Regions from separate parts of the Homo sapiens genome. Here all the other regions are linked to region 1. A link is a loop called in an ENCODE intact Hi-C map of the cell type or tissue named here. Cell type or tissue: dorsolateral prefrontal cortex. All regions are shown on one strand.

The links. Peaks named below come from ENCODE experiments on the same cell type or tissue, not always from the same donor. Only the 100,000 strongest peaks of a DNase experiment are listed, where the experiment ranks them.
Region 2: a loop joins it to region 1, with 13 times the contacts of the local background. A loop is called at or near these places in 45 of 110 quality-filtered maps.
Region 3: a loop joins it to region 1, with 3 times the contacts of the local background. A loop is called at or near these places in 14 of 110 quality-filtered maps.

Annotation. Positions count from the first base shown.
Region 1 is chr16:52,067,482-52,072,481 of GRCh38, reverse strand. The region is part of intron 2 of LINC02911 (long intergenic non-protein coding RNA 2911); the gene reads left to right. Among named protein-coding and RNA genes, the nearest start is that of LINC02911, 7.5 kb to the left of the region's middle. In dorsolateral prefrontal cortex, CTCF peaks have their summits at 2,291, 2,494 (motif pointing left) and 3,879 (motif pointing left); a DNase peak (open chromatin) is centred at 3,861; H3K4me3 peaks cover 365 bases; H3K27ac peaks cover 1,867 bases.
Region 2 is chr16:52,909,702-52,914,701 of GRCh38, reverse strand. No RefSeq gene overlaps it. Among named protein-coding and RNA genes, the nearest start is that of CHD9NB, 140 kb to the left of the region's middle. In dorsolateral prefrontal cortex, a CTCF peak has its summit at 1,948 (motif pointing right); a DNase peak (open chromatin) is centred at 1,931.
Region 3 is chr16:52,185,212-52,190,211 of GRCh38, reverse strand. No RefSeq gene overlaps it. Among named protein-coding and RNA genes, the nearest start is that of CASC22, 71 kb to the left of the region's middle. In dorsolateral prefrontal cortex, no CTCF peak of the experiment used is centred here; no DNase peak of the experiment used is centred here.

The DNA of each region.
Region 1 (5,000 bases):
CTGTGTCCATTGGGAAAATTCTCCTTCAATAAGGGTTTGTAAGAGCTTTTTCTCTCAAATTCAGCTCTTTTATAAAGTGATGATAGGCATTGCATTTCAGAACCTTTAGCTCTTTAACAAAGTGTGGCAACATTGTCGACTTTTATTAGAGAGTTCTTAATAGTTTATTGTGCAAATGAGGCCAATTAGCCAATCTTGAAAACAGGCATATGGATCCATGTATACCATCTGGGTTGTGCAAAAAGTTCAGAGTGTACTATGTGGAGTGCATTAGGCGAAGATCTGAGAGAGTTGAGATTGATGAAGTGGGAAAATGGGAGGTTGGTGCAAGCGAGCTATATGTAACTGACATCCATTTATTTTGTTAAGGTCAATGTAGAACCTGTTTTTTGGTAGGTATGTCTTTTTTTTCTACAGCATCTTAAAAACTATACATAAAATTCTCATCAATATAATTCTTACATTTGTGAGCATTTACATTAACAAAGCCTTTTATGCACATTCTTGCCTTTATTTGTCACAAAACCCTGTGAGATAGGGAGGTCTTATCACTCCAAACGCTTGTAGTAATGAGGACAGAGGTGCTTGAAAAAATTAGTGGTTGAGGAGACAGAGTGCCCTTGGAGGTTTCATTGGATAGTACTTCTTGAAGATGTTTATATAAAGGACCTAGCAAGTTTTCAACCTAAGTGGATGTTTTTGTTTTTGGTATTTTTTCCCACCTCTTAACACTTGCCTGCTCTAAATGTCTGAATTCTCCAGGGTTACTGAGCAATCCTCTGCTTTTTAGGCATCAGGTGTTGCTAGTGTAATATCTATAAATTTAGTTTTTAAGTTTTCTAAAGCTAATGCTTAAGGCCTTCTTCAGAACATTTTACAATGGTTTATTGCTTTTAAAAAATAATTGTGTATCAACCAGGATTGTTCTAGTACTCTTATAAATTTTTATATATTAAAAGAGACAATGTTTTCTAATTTGTTAAACTCCAAAAAATGTAGATATATTTTATGATTTCTCCATTTTCTCCTTCTCCTGGCTTTCTTTTTGTATAATGTACAGCTCTCCCACTGTTAGCAAGGAAAGTTTGAGTGCAATTGGCTTCAGCGTAGGAATTCTGATTGGGTTAAGACGATAAGTCATGCCTATCTTCCCAGCTGAGATTGGTTCAGGAATGGACCTTTAACCCCGTTTGAGCCAATGACAGGGTGAGTCACAGGTGAGAGAACTTCAGGAAGAGACACTCTTTTCCCCAGAACAATGTGGTTCAGTGGGACCCTATGAGACACGAACCTGCTTAGATTATTTTGTTACCACAAGGAAATAACCTGGATGAACTGAAAATATCAGGTGAAACTAGCTGTCCTCAAGGACTAGATCCATGATGACATCTTTTGGAACTAGAACTTCTGGATTTTTCTATTATGGGAGCCAATCCATTATTTTTGAGGTTTAAGCCACTTTGGCTGGGTTTCCTACCTTATACAATGTGTATTTAGCCCTCATAAAAGCATGTGCTAGTTCCCTTCTCTAATTTCTCTCTTTTCCCTACTCTCTTCCATGACCTGTCAGAACTGGAACCTGAAGGCCATGTTCATGGCTATCTCCAGGTTTTACCTGCTGTGCCTACTTAAGTAAATAAATATCCCATATTGACACTTGAATAAGTAAATATCCCATGTCATATATTTGTGAAAGAGTGATGATGAAAGTAATATTTAGCCTACAGATTGTCGGGAAAATCAAATGAGACAATGATCAAAAAAGTACCATACCAATATTAATTATCTTTCTGAACAGTGCTAATTTAATCTAGAAATTGTTGTCAAGCCCATTTCCACTAATTTCTTTCCAAAGAAAAATTTATAATGATCTAGTAATAGACCTATAACCAGGAAGAAGCAAGAAGGGTTATGTGCACATAGGTCATAGGTAGAATAATAAAACTCTAGTGTCATAATTATTTTATGTGCGGCCTGATTTAATGCATTGTGGAATATTCCACTGAATGAAATCATCTTGCAGACTGTAAGCAGCAGACTAATATTAAGAATTAGAATTTGTACACTGTGATTGATTATATTACAATAATTTATTTCAAAGTAGACATCATTATATCTCATCTAGAATTTCCTTCTAATGTAAGAAAATGTTTCTGAATGGTAAATTTGCTCAATTTTGCAGCAGCTGTTTCTGAGCCAGAGACCCTTGCAACTCCCTGGGGCTGGAATGCTGGGGGTTCTGGAAGCTGGGCAGCACCCTTTGACTCCAATATAGAGTGGGCAAGTGCCCTAGGCTTTCCCCTCCAGCCTAACTGTTGTCTACCCCAGGTCTACCATTTTCAGGAAATGCTACACAGTTGCATAAACAAGTTCAAAACCAGCTGCATTTTTCTGGTCTGACCGAATAGGGCTGTTTAACATGGAAAAGACATTTACTGGTGAGTCCGCCTTTGTAGTTAAATTCATTCCGATTGCCCCATCTTGTGGAAGAAGGAAAAATAGCTAGATTATTCTCCCCTTTGGGTGTATACCCTAGAAGAAAAAAATCAACCCATTTATCTCTCTTTATCTTTGTCTATAAGCTCTTCTCTGTCACATGATACATCCCAAATACACGATTCTGAAGAAAGGCCTGTATTCCTCACATATTTGCAACCTGATCCCCTTTCTTTACTGATAGGAGACCAGTATGTGATGGTTGCATTCAGAAGTGCTAGACAGAAATTCATTGCTGCAGGGGAGAACTCGAACTCTGCCACCAGAATGTAGGCCCAAGTCAGAATCCATTTGTGCAGGTCAGTCTCTCAACCTGCTGAGTTATTCTCAGAATCCTGGAACAACAGTGATCACTCTATATCCAGGTATTTGAGATACTCTCCTCTTCTTAAGCCAGCCTACCTTGTATTCGCTCACTGGTACATGGATGTCTATTCAGTGGAAGAGTAGATGGAATCAATTCACGTATTTGTTCATTCACCAATTTACTTATTTATCCATTCATTCATCCTCTTAACATTTTTTTTATTTAACATTTATATGTTGAGAATCTTCCATATGCCGTGTACCATGCTAGGTACTAGGGAAACAGTAATGGGCAAAACAGCCACATAATCTACCTTTATGGAATTGGCACTTTTATTGGAGCTGGGTACACAGATACTAATTAAAGAATCAGACACATATATAATTGAAAATTGTGATAAGTCTATGGAGGGGCATTAAAGGGTACTATGAGACCATAAAAGAAAGACCTGATGTATGGAGCCTGACCTTTCAGGATAAAGGGACATTTGAGCTGAGATCTGAAGAGTAGACACTAAAGGAGAGACAGGGGCATGTGGCAAGAGCATTACAAGCAGAGCCTGTGAGCTGGGAAGAATGCAGTGGCTGCAGCAGAGAAAAAGGAGAAAGAGTGGCTCCCAAGAAAGCTATAGAAGCAGTCAGAAACCAGATTATGTTGGGCTTTGAGGACATATTAGGAGTTTGGCCATCTGACCACATGGGTTGCAAATAGAAAACACTGTTCTTTCATCAAACGAGGCCGATTTAGTCTGACCTTCCTTTGCTTTGGCTCACAGCAGTTGTGACAAAGGAGCCAAACCAGTGCTTTCTGGGTGTCCCTATCTCCTTCTCGGCCAGCAAAACACGATAGGTTCCACTATTTATGCTGTGCCCATCCATTGCAACCTTTGAATCACAACTACATCTTTATAAGTTGCTGTGTAATTTCTCAAATTACAGTTTCTTTATGGGGGACCTCTACGATTTACCTAGCACCTAAGGGTGTTTGTTTGTGGGTACAAATGACTGTTGATTCTGTCTCTAGGCGACAAAGAACAGCTTGCCTCTGCAAGCAGTCAGCCTGAAAGTTGCACAACACTGACATCTGCTGCTTGTATGCAGTTTGAGATTGTACCGGGTCAGAAAGAGTAAATGTAGTAAAACTAAATGTTTGAAAATGTTGGGCAAACGTACACACACACACACACACACACACACACAGGTGGGTGCACACAGCTCCTCTACAGCCTATGGTCTTGTACTTCTGATTTTTCAATAATATACAAGAATAGAAGGCTAATTTCAACATGATGTTTTCTTACTGTCAATATTTGCCAATTGGACAAGGTGTTCACATGATGGAAGATGAAGTTTCTGCTTGGCTTTAGAGGAAAAACAATTGACAAAAACCTAGATCAATGTTTTCACTTAGCAAATATTAATACAAGGCATAGAAATAAATGAAAAAAGGTATCAACTTTCATCATAAAAGCAGCTTAATAATAGTGATTTTGTGGATGACATATAATATTTGCATAGTAATTTACCATTTCTAAAGCATTTTAAGATGTCTTTTCACATTTCCTCAGTCATTCAACCATTTATTCACTATATAATGAGTGCCTACTTTATGTGAGTCATTAGTCTAGACTGCAAGGATTCTCTTGGTCCTGGCAGGGTAATTAAGGAAGAGTACAGCGTAACACTTAACCAAGTATGCATTGGATTCAGACTTGACTGCTCTAAGTGTCCATGCCCTTGTGTGTTAAATGGCCAGTGATAATAACAATGCCTATCGCATCAAAATGTTGTGAAGATTAAGTGAAGATAATACATGTAGAACATTCACTACAATGCCTAGTACATCACAAGGTACTTATGGAACTATGACTTTAGGTATCCCAATTTTTAATGTAGGAAACAAAAGATTTTCAGCTTGACAATGTTTCGTGATGACAAAGTAAAAAATGGGTATGCAGTTTATGAGTTTATGACTGGGATATCATGAGGGTTAATGGAAAGGGGTAGGTTGAAAAGGTTAGAAAGGAGGGCTGGTCCTATTCTCAAGGAAATCTGGTGTCTAAGAAGTTTTGGCTTCATTGTTTAGGGAGATTTTAAGGGAAAGCTGTTCTCAGAGTAGTGCTTTAGGAATATAGGTTATTGGGGTTAAATGACAGGAAGGAACAGAGACAGAAAGCAGAACCATCAGTTAGGAAGTT
Region 2 (5,000 bases), 840 kb before region 1:
CTGCCTGATCACCCCGCAGCAGCTCAAACCCCTAGGGGGAGCATGCAGATGGGCAAGTGCAGAGGCCGAGGTGAGCACTATTGGGCTCTGGCCACATGGCAGCTTCTAGGGGTGGGTGTCTGTGACTCCCAAAGCCCAACTGGGTGTGTGTTACAAAGCTCTTTCAGATTTGCTGTCTACAGATGGCTTGTGTGTTAATCAGCTCAATGGACCTTCTGCCTTACACAAGGGCAGAGGGCCAGTGTGACAGCCTTCTGTATCCTGAAAGAATCCTGAGCTCTTGCCCAGTATCCCAAAAGAATCAGATCACACATGAGCTTGAAGGATGAGTCCAAGATGTTATTGAAGGGTGGAGGTGGCTCTTAGTGAGACAGATAGGGAGCTGGATGGGGGATGGAAGTGGGAAGGTGGTCTTCCCCTGGAATCGGGCCGCCCAGCAGCTGGACTCTTCTCCAACCTCCCCTAGCTGAACTCCCCTCGGTGTCCAGACGTTCCTCCTCTTCTCTCTTCCTCTGCTGCATCATTCCACTGCTTCTGGTCTGCTAGTCTGCTGGTCTTGATGTTCAGCCACTTGTGTGTGTGCCCGCTAAGGTCTCTGGTTTATATGGGTACAGGATGGGGGGTGTGGTGGACCACAGCGGTCTTGGAAAATGCAATGTTTGGGTGCAAAAACAGGAGTGCCTATTTTCACTCAGATCTGTGGGCACAGGACCAAGGGTGGAGCCCTCACCAGAGACCCTGCTCTTTTCATGTATCATTATTATTATTATTATTATTATTATTATTATTATTATTATTATTATTGTCATTGCTATTAATATCACCCTAGTTACCCCAAGTATACAACCAAAGGAAATAAACTTGCAATACAGCTGGAGAAAGAAAAGAAATAATTTATTCTTGGGGTAGTATTTTTTCCTTAAAATTTCTTTTTCTTCTCAGCAAACTGATACATGCTTATTAGGGTTTTTTTTTCCAGTTGCTATTTACTTTTATTTTATAAGACATTTCTGTCCCCTAGGCTGGAGTGCAGTGGTGAGATCATGGCTCACTGTATCTTCAACATCCTGTGCTCAAGTGATCCTCCCACTTCAGCCTCCTGAGTAGCTGGAACTACAGGCATTTACCACCATGCCCAGCTAATTTTTGAATTTTTAGTAGAGATGGGTCTTGCTATATTTCCCAGGCTGGTCTTGATCTCCTGGACTCAAGCAATCCTCCCATCTCAGCCTCCTAAAGGGCTGGGATTACAGGCATGAGTCACTGTGCCTGGCATTATTAGAGAAAATTTGGAAAATACAGACAAACACAAAGAAGAAAAAAAGTCATCCTTATTCTATTACAGATGACCATTGTGAATACTTTGGTGCATACCCTTTTGGTTACATAGACATGCACACACACACACACACACACACACACACACACTCTGTTTTGTAATTTTTTTTCCCACTATACAATCTGACCATGCCATTAAATGTGCTTTTAGGACATAATTTTAAAAGAGCTGTGCAATATTTCTCTATATGATAAGTGTCAGGAAAGAATTATAAGCCATGTAACAAAAGACCCTGGGAGGTTGGACCCTGGGGGATTGCAAACTCCTGCCTCTTTTAAGGGTCCTAGGTACATTTCCACCTGGAGCACGGGCAAGGGCTATATGACCTCTGGAGGGCACTAGGTTTCCAAACTTCTGAAAACAAGAAATCCTTGCATATCCTTTATATTCTCTTCCTTCTGCTTCCGTCATCTCGTGTTGCTTCTGAAAATTTTTGCTCTCGGATGCTTTGAAGCTTCTGGAAATTGGTGCCTTGGGGTTGGTCTGTACACGGTCTGGGTTTCAGGGCCAGCTGCAGATGGCCTGTCTCCTGGACCTACTTTTTTGTCCCCAGTTGAGTCCTGGATACCCATTAACTTCCCTGCACAACACAAGCAGCTACCAGCAGATGGTGCTGTGAGCAAGTGCGTCTGCCTAGGTGTGATTTACACAAGCCCTTGAAGGCTTTAAATATTTATCCACAAAATTCAATAAAGCTGTTCATCAAATCTAATGCTTAGAATTTGGGCAGCCCATGAAAATATTATAATATTTTGCCCGAGGTTCCAGAAATCTCTTCTGTATGGTGTGTTTGTGTATTCAGATTTCTGATATTTGTTTATCATCAGCGGGAAGGAATTCATGTGACACATTGTAGGTTTTTTGCATGAGAGCAGGCCTGGGAAATCTTTGTAAATTTTTTCTCCAGATATTGCAGGGATTGCAAGCTCCTTACCTGACTAGGAGGTCCTTGAGGTTAGACACTGGGTTTGATTCTTCTTTGTATCCTCAACATCAAGCAAGTGCCCGGCCAAGAGGAAGTGCTCCATGAACAAATTAATTCAGGGAGGGAGCAGATGGATAGGTTATTTTTTCTTTCAAACTGTGTGTGTGTATGTGTGTGTGTGTGTTATTGTCCTTTCTCCCTCCCACCACTCCCGCCCCCAGAGGAGTTTGGAAATGCATCTGGTTGTCAAAATGATTGGGTGGATGGATGAGTGAGAGGGGGTCTCCACTGCTATTTAGTGCACAGGATCAAAGGACATTGAACATGCAGGAGACAACATGCAGCTCCCTCTTTAAGAATCCCTGTATGGCTTCTTTGTAGCTGGTGATGTTACACAAGCCACATAACTTCTCTGAACCTCAGTTTTCCTTATCTGTGAAATGGAAACATAAACATTAGCCTGATTAACCCATAGGAGTGTTGTGGGTTTCAAATAAGTAACGTATTTTTCAGCACTTTTTGCAAATTATAAAGCATTATATGGCATATTGACCTTCTTTGGTCCTTGGGGATGAATAAGCCTGGCCTCATTGACCATGGTGCTGGAACCAGCTGAGGCCCAATTTGTACAGGTAGGAGTCAAACCTGTATCTACCTGAATCTTCAACATCTCAGGCACTAGTTCCACTCTCCTTCCTGTTGCTTCTGTCTCACATCAGAACCGTCTTTGATTCCTCCTTCTCTTTCATCCCCAGAGTCCAATCCCTCAGCAGTCATATCCATTTTACATTAAAAACTTAGCTCAAATCTGTTTCTTATCCCCATCTTCCTTACTTCCACCCTAGGCTAGCTGTGGCTTTTGACCTCCTGAGTGAACCACTGAGTGAAACCAATCTCAGAGCTTCACTCTTGCCCTCTGATATGGATTGGCTCTGTCTCTCCACCAAATCTCATGTCAAGATGTCATCTCCAATGTTGGAGGTGAGGCCTGGTAGCTACTTGTGTTGTGTGGGGAAGTTAATGGGTATCAAAGACACAACTGAGGACAAAAAGGCAGGTCCAGGAGGGACAGACCATTCGCAGCTGGCCCCAGAACTCAGACCCTGTGCAGACCAAACCCAAGGCACCAATTATTGGGAGCTTCAAAGTGTCCGAGAGCAAACATTTTCAAAAGCAACATAATATAAAGGAAGCAGAGGGAGGGAGGATATTAAAGGAAATGCAAGAATTTTTTGTTTTCAGAAGAGCTTTGGAAACCTAGTGTCCTCCAGAGGTCATGTAGCCCTTGCCCCTGCTCCAGGTGGAAATGTACCCAGGACCTTCAAGAGAGGCAGGAGTTCCTATGGAGCCTGCAGAACCATGGGCCAGTTAAACCTCTTCTCTTTATAAATTACCCAGTCTCAGGTATTTCTTTATAGCAATACAAGAGTAGACTAATACACCCACCCTACAACACACCTCTACACAGCAGCACAGCGACCTTTTAAAGATGCACACTGGGTTCTGCCACCTTTCTGCTTAAGACCCTCCATGGACTTCCCATTTCCCCTGGAACTAGAGTCACTCTTTCTGTTGGCGTATGAAGGCTCGCAGGTTCTGTTCCCCCCTAACACCTTCTTGGACCTTATGACATAGCACTGTCTCCTTGCTCACCACAGTGCTAACTCCCAAGCTCTTTTCTGCCTCACGGATTTTGCCCTTGCCTTGCTGTTCCCTCTATCCAGAATGCTCTTTTCTAGGTCTTACATGTTTTCAAATCTCAATAGGGGAGTCAACCCTTGGAAAGACTTCTGCTGGCCTCTCCATGTAGGTTCTATCCTATTATCTTATTTAATTTCTTTTCCAATGCCATCACTCTCCAAAATTACTCCATTTGCTTTTATCTGTTTATTAGTTTACTCTATTAAAATGCTATTGCCATGAAAGCAGGCACCTTCTTTGAGGTGTCCCTGCTGTGTTCCTAGAACCTGAAACACTGTCTAGCACGTAGCCAGAGTTTAGTAAATGTTTGCTGATGAACAGAAGGGCGGTTCTGGCTCAAGGTTTCTCATGGGGTGGTTGTCAGGCTGTTGGTCAGGGTTTAGGCTTGACTAGGGCTGGAGGATGCACTTCCAAGATGGCATGCTACATGGCTATTGGCAGCAGGCTTCAAGTCTCTCCAGAGTTTCTCATGATACTGAAGCTAACTTCACTTGGAACAGGTAACCTGAGAGAGAGCGTATGAGGGGAAAGCTGTGATGTTGTTTATGATCTTGTTATACATTGTCACATCTGCAATATTTTTTCTTTCTTTCTTTCTTTTTTTTTTTTTTCTGTTTTTGAGACAGGGTGTCACTCTGTTGCCCAGGCTGAGTGCAGTGGCACAATCAGGGCTCACTGCAACCTCGACTTCCCAGGCTCAAGCAATACTCCTGCTTCAGCCTCCCAAGTAGTTGGGACTATAGGCACATACTACCACACCCAGCTAATTATTTATTTTTTTTGTAGAGATGGGGTCTTGCTATGTTGCCCAGGCTGCTCTCAATCTCCTAGTCACAAGCAATCCTCCCGCCTTAGCCTCCTAAAGTGCGGAGATTACATGTGTGAGCCACCATGCCTGGCCTGTTTTTTGTTTGTTTGTTTTAAATATAAGTTGGGATTTGAAGGTAGAAGAATTAGGTCACATTTGCCACATTTTATTTGTTAGAAGAGAGTCACTAAGCACAGCCCATACTCAAGGGGAGGGCAATTAGATAC
Region 3 (5,000 bases), 120 kb before region 1:
GAAGTATGGTGCTGGCATCTGCTTGGCTTGTGGTGAGGCCTCAGGAAAGTTACAATCACGGTGGAAGAGAAGGGGAAGCAGGCGTCTCACATGGTGGGGGCAGGAGTGAGAGAAACACTGATGGGGGAGGTGCTACATGCTTTTTAAATAACCAGATCTTGTGAGAACTCATTCACCATCATAAGAACAATACCAAAAGGATGGTGCTAAGCCATTCATCAGAGACACCTCCATGATCTTATCACCTCCCTCCAGGCTCTACCTCCAACACTGGGGATTACAATTCGACATGAGATTTGGTGGGGACACAGATTCAAACCATATCATGGTGTAAATAAAAAAGATGGGACATAAGCATGGAGCTGTTGATATCTTTCCGTCACGAAGAGATAAGTTATCTAAGAGTGAGACCACACTAGAAGAAAAAAACAAACTTGATGTGATGGTCCTAATGACACTGTTTGAGTTCCTGGATACAGTCATATTTGCAGCCTCATATATCTAGCCATGAACTTTTCAGTTAAGTGAGCCAATCTTTTGTCTCCTTTGTGTGCACTGAATCACTTGAAGGATTTGTTAAAATACCTATTGCTGTGCCCCACCTCCATGTTGGTCGAGGGAGCTGCCTGTGAACTTGCATTTCAAATGATTTTCCAGGAGATGCTGGTGCTACTGGTCTGGGAACCACACTTTGAGAACCAGTGGCTTATAATCCTTTTTTTTGGTTTCTGCTACTTGTAACCAAAATGTCCTGACTGATACCAGAAGATCTTTCTAAATGAGAAAGAATCTCATTCTTTGAAGAATTAATAGAATAAGATCAAAAAGAGTGTATGGGACCTAGTCAATAAGCACTTGAAAAAATGACATGGCCACAATTCATGGGGACCAATCTGACACTTTCTTTAGGGGGTTTTCCATTCTGTTTCTACTCACACCTGATCCCTTTTTGTGGCTAAAGGCAAAGCCAATGGAATATACGACAAATGAGCAAAAACAGCAGGACTAATACGTGTTTTATCAAAGACTTAAAATGCATGCATTGAGAAGATGCACATTTTTTCACTCTGATCCAGTCTGTCAATAAAATGCTTTTCATGAGAAACATCAAAGCCATTTCATCTGCAAATTTCATATTTTTGAATCCCTTAATCTACACTGTTGACAAAAATTTCTGTCAAGTGCCTCAAACCATTGTATTAACAAATTTCGTTTTGTCAATCATGATTTGGCCTGCTTGCAAATGCATTTTGTACTATTCCGCTCCATCTTGCAGGAAGAATACCTAACAGGCAATGCCTCAATCTTAATATTGAAAGCAAGTGAAGAGGGAAAGTAAAAGTGGTGTCAGAGCCTGTTCATTTAGCACATTGATCAGATGTCCCTGTGCATTTTAACTAAATCCAGCTTATCTGAAGTCTTCCCTGGGTAGTGCAAGCCACAGTGAAAGTAAGGGTATTATAACTGATGAAATCACACAGTGTTGTTCATACCTTTCTGTTTGGCCTTATTTGTTCATCACAGCCTTTCTGTCTTTACCTTCAAGACTTCTTATTGCGGTTAGTTCTGGTAGCTTGTATCACCGTTCACAAATGTCCCTAATTGCAAATTCAGGAGGATGGCATCTAGATTCCAGTGTCTTCTGATTCCACCATAACTTCATTCTAATTATCATGTCACTAAAGCAAAGAATGGTCACTAATGTTTTCCAGAGATGCTGTAAGAGCATCTTACTGTTTCTGCTCAAGAGGAAGCTATGGTGGGTGATCTCAAGCTTGAGATGTTTGTTTTCTGCTTTGCTTCTTCCTAATTCTTGGTGAAGGATGATAAGAAGAAGAGAAAATACTGAATCTCCTGACAGCCTCTGACATGCTAAATTGCTGTTTTTTTAAGTACTTCAAAACAAGAAAGTCATAGGCTAAGGCCATTAGTTCAAGTTATGTGGATCCCCTGTGGACAATTTGCAGATGCCAATGTATCCTGTAGGGAATTAGACATCTCCTTGAACTGCAGAGAAGAAATGCTCATTGGCTTAAATATTGAGCAATTTGAATTCAAGTCCTGACTCCACGTCATAATAGCTATTTGACCTTGAGAAGTCACTGGACATTGCCTTGCCAGGACATCTCCTCACCTGCACAATGGCGCTAAGAGAACCATTTACCCTGCAGACTTTCTAAGCTCCTGGAGATGTCAAAGGGGAGGACTTTATAAGCCAAAGTTTAGGGTGATTGTCAAGTGTTAGATATATAAAAGCCTGCATTGGATATTGTTTCAGAAATGCTACTTTTAATTTCACTATCTTAGAGGAGGCACTACGTTCATCTCTGTGGTATAAGCCAATGGAAGAGTGGTGATGAAGTTTGAGAACTTGCTGCAAATCTCTTCAATATTTCCCTTGCATATGGCCTGAAAACCTGCTCTCAGGTGATCTTTGGAGTGTGGCATGTGAAGGAGAAAGACCACATATAAAATGTGTTGATAAAGGTTTCTGTGGGGAAGTGCATGTATACACCACATTGGTTTCCTCAATGATCATCATTAGAAACAGAGATAGATAGGTCTGATGCAGGAATAGTTAAGACCTGACACTTAGAATCCTGCCCTTGAAGAGCAGGTAGCAGAGGGCAGCCGGCAGGTGGAACCGATTGCCTGTATGTCTAAGGGAGATAAAAGGCCACACCAAGGCCTAACATTTTAGTTTCCAAAATTTTGCTGTCATTCATTCCCTTACCAAGGAAGAATCATCTCATATCTGAGACACTTTGGACCCCAAACTATGCACAGGGACAGTGGTCACTACAAAAGCTCTATGGTGGCCAAGTTTGGGTGGCTATGGTTTTTTCAATGGAACCCCGTGTCCAGAATTACGGCAAGGATAGGGAGGTCTGTGTGTTTTTGTACATTCCTTCTCGACCCTTTTGAGACCTTTTCAAACTTCTCTTCTCCACACAAAACTACCTTAGCTCTGGTCCTCACTCTTCCCAAACGCTTTTCATTTCTAGGGCCATCTAAATCCATGCTTCCAGCATGGCAAGTGATGTGCAGCTAATAATGACTTCCTGGAGCTCTCAGCTCCAGATTTGCTGTCTGAAGCTAAGGAAATCAGTACACTGTTAGGAAGAAACAAATCAATTACAATAAGTGACAAACAAACAAACTCCTTTTTCTCAGAAGCCAAAGCTTGTGGAGTGAATTACAGAGACAAGAGCCTTCTGGGCTAGTGGTTTCTGGAGAATCGGCTTCAGGATGGATGTCCACAGACATTAGGAGGAAGCAGGCCTGGGGAAGACCAAGGGTAGAGAGAAAAGTAAAGTGGTAGCCTCTCGCCACAGGTTCTGCACATTCTATTGCACGTAACTGACTATTTCCCAGGAAACATTTGCATCAATCTTTGGTTTCTAGAAGCAGAGACAAGCCCACAAAAATAAACTACTATGTTGGATAGTATGGCAATCAGGACTTTTTAATTGTAAATAATGGATAATATCTCCCAAACTAGCTTATGGGGAAAAAAAATAAATGAAACCCTCTTGGCTTACATACCTTAATCATCTAAGGGTAAATTTTACATTTGGTGCAGCTGGATATAAGAGCGCATGCTGCCACTGATGTGATTTTTTTAGTCTGCATTTCTCGACTTAGTTTTATCTTTGGAGGACTCACTCGCAGACAGGTTTCTTCTCATAGAAGCAAAATGCCTGCTTCTGGTTCCCAAAGTCACATCTTACTAGTTTCAATTCTGGCAGAAAAGTGTTGGAGACTCTATGCCAAGCATTCTCAGAAAAATTCCTAAAATTCACTCTGATTTGGGTGGCTAGGGCCACATGCTCACTCCTGATGCAAAGACCATGTGAGGAGGACTCAGTCCTCTCACTGGCATAAGCATGGGTTGTATATTCCACCCAGAAGGGCTTAGGAGGACTGAGATGGAGCAGGTGGGAGAGTCACTGAAAATCAGAGCTGATGGCATAAAAGCCTTCTTTCAGTCATGGCTTGGTGTTAGAACACAAAAATTTCTATTTTAAGCTGAGAGTAATCAATCACATGATATTCAATGCTTAGAAGACGGTTGGAAAGGCTGAGATCAGGCTCCAGGAATGACTTTGAAAAGAGTAAACAGACTTAGCTCACATAGGGAATGGCCTCTCTTTCTACCCAGGAAACTGGAGAATTGACACACTGTCCTACAAAGTGCTGGCTTCTGTTCATACTCTCTTCGTGTGATCCAGGAATCAAGAAGCCACCATCAGAAACATTGGTTCCAGAGCCATGACACATGTGCTGAATCCATACCAGCAAAATGGCACCCTCCATCCTGCCTCATGATACCCACAATGCTAAGTCCCTTCTGTGGAACTCTACTAGCCCGACATAGAAAAATCAAATATTGTTGTGTCAACTCTAGCCAGCAGAAGCAGTGGAAGCATGGCTTCTCTCTCACTGCCATCTTCTAGGTCTTGTGCATCCCATTGGCCAAACCTAAATGATATCTTGAAACTTGGGGGGGTCTAAGAAAAACAGCATTTAGCTTTACAGCATCTGTAGCCACTAGAAGGAGGGTGAAATGGAAGTTAAATGGTCATCGTCATGGCCACCATGGAGGGCCAGTTAGGAATGTCTACCATAGGTAAGATTTAAATTGCACACAAGGCCTCTCATGGATATTCTCTATGCTAAACACTTCTCCTGGAGGAAACCATTTTGCTAAGGCAAAGCTGCCCAGACCCATGGAGGAACAGATATGCTGCATAGGAGAGAGTCACTCATAGGCCACCATGGAAGCTCAGTGAGGGGTCTGCTGTATGCACCTAGCTGGAGAAGAAACCCAAACATATCAACGTGGGGGGAACATGAAGTTCATATGATGCCTGGCTGGACAGAGAGCAGCAAACCATGGAGTAGAGAGCAGGCCAAGAAGGAAGAACGCCAGGCTGCCTTGACTACACACCCATGGCTGCTCCTGGGTCTGGTGACCCAATCTAAGACTGTCACTGTGT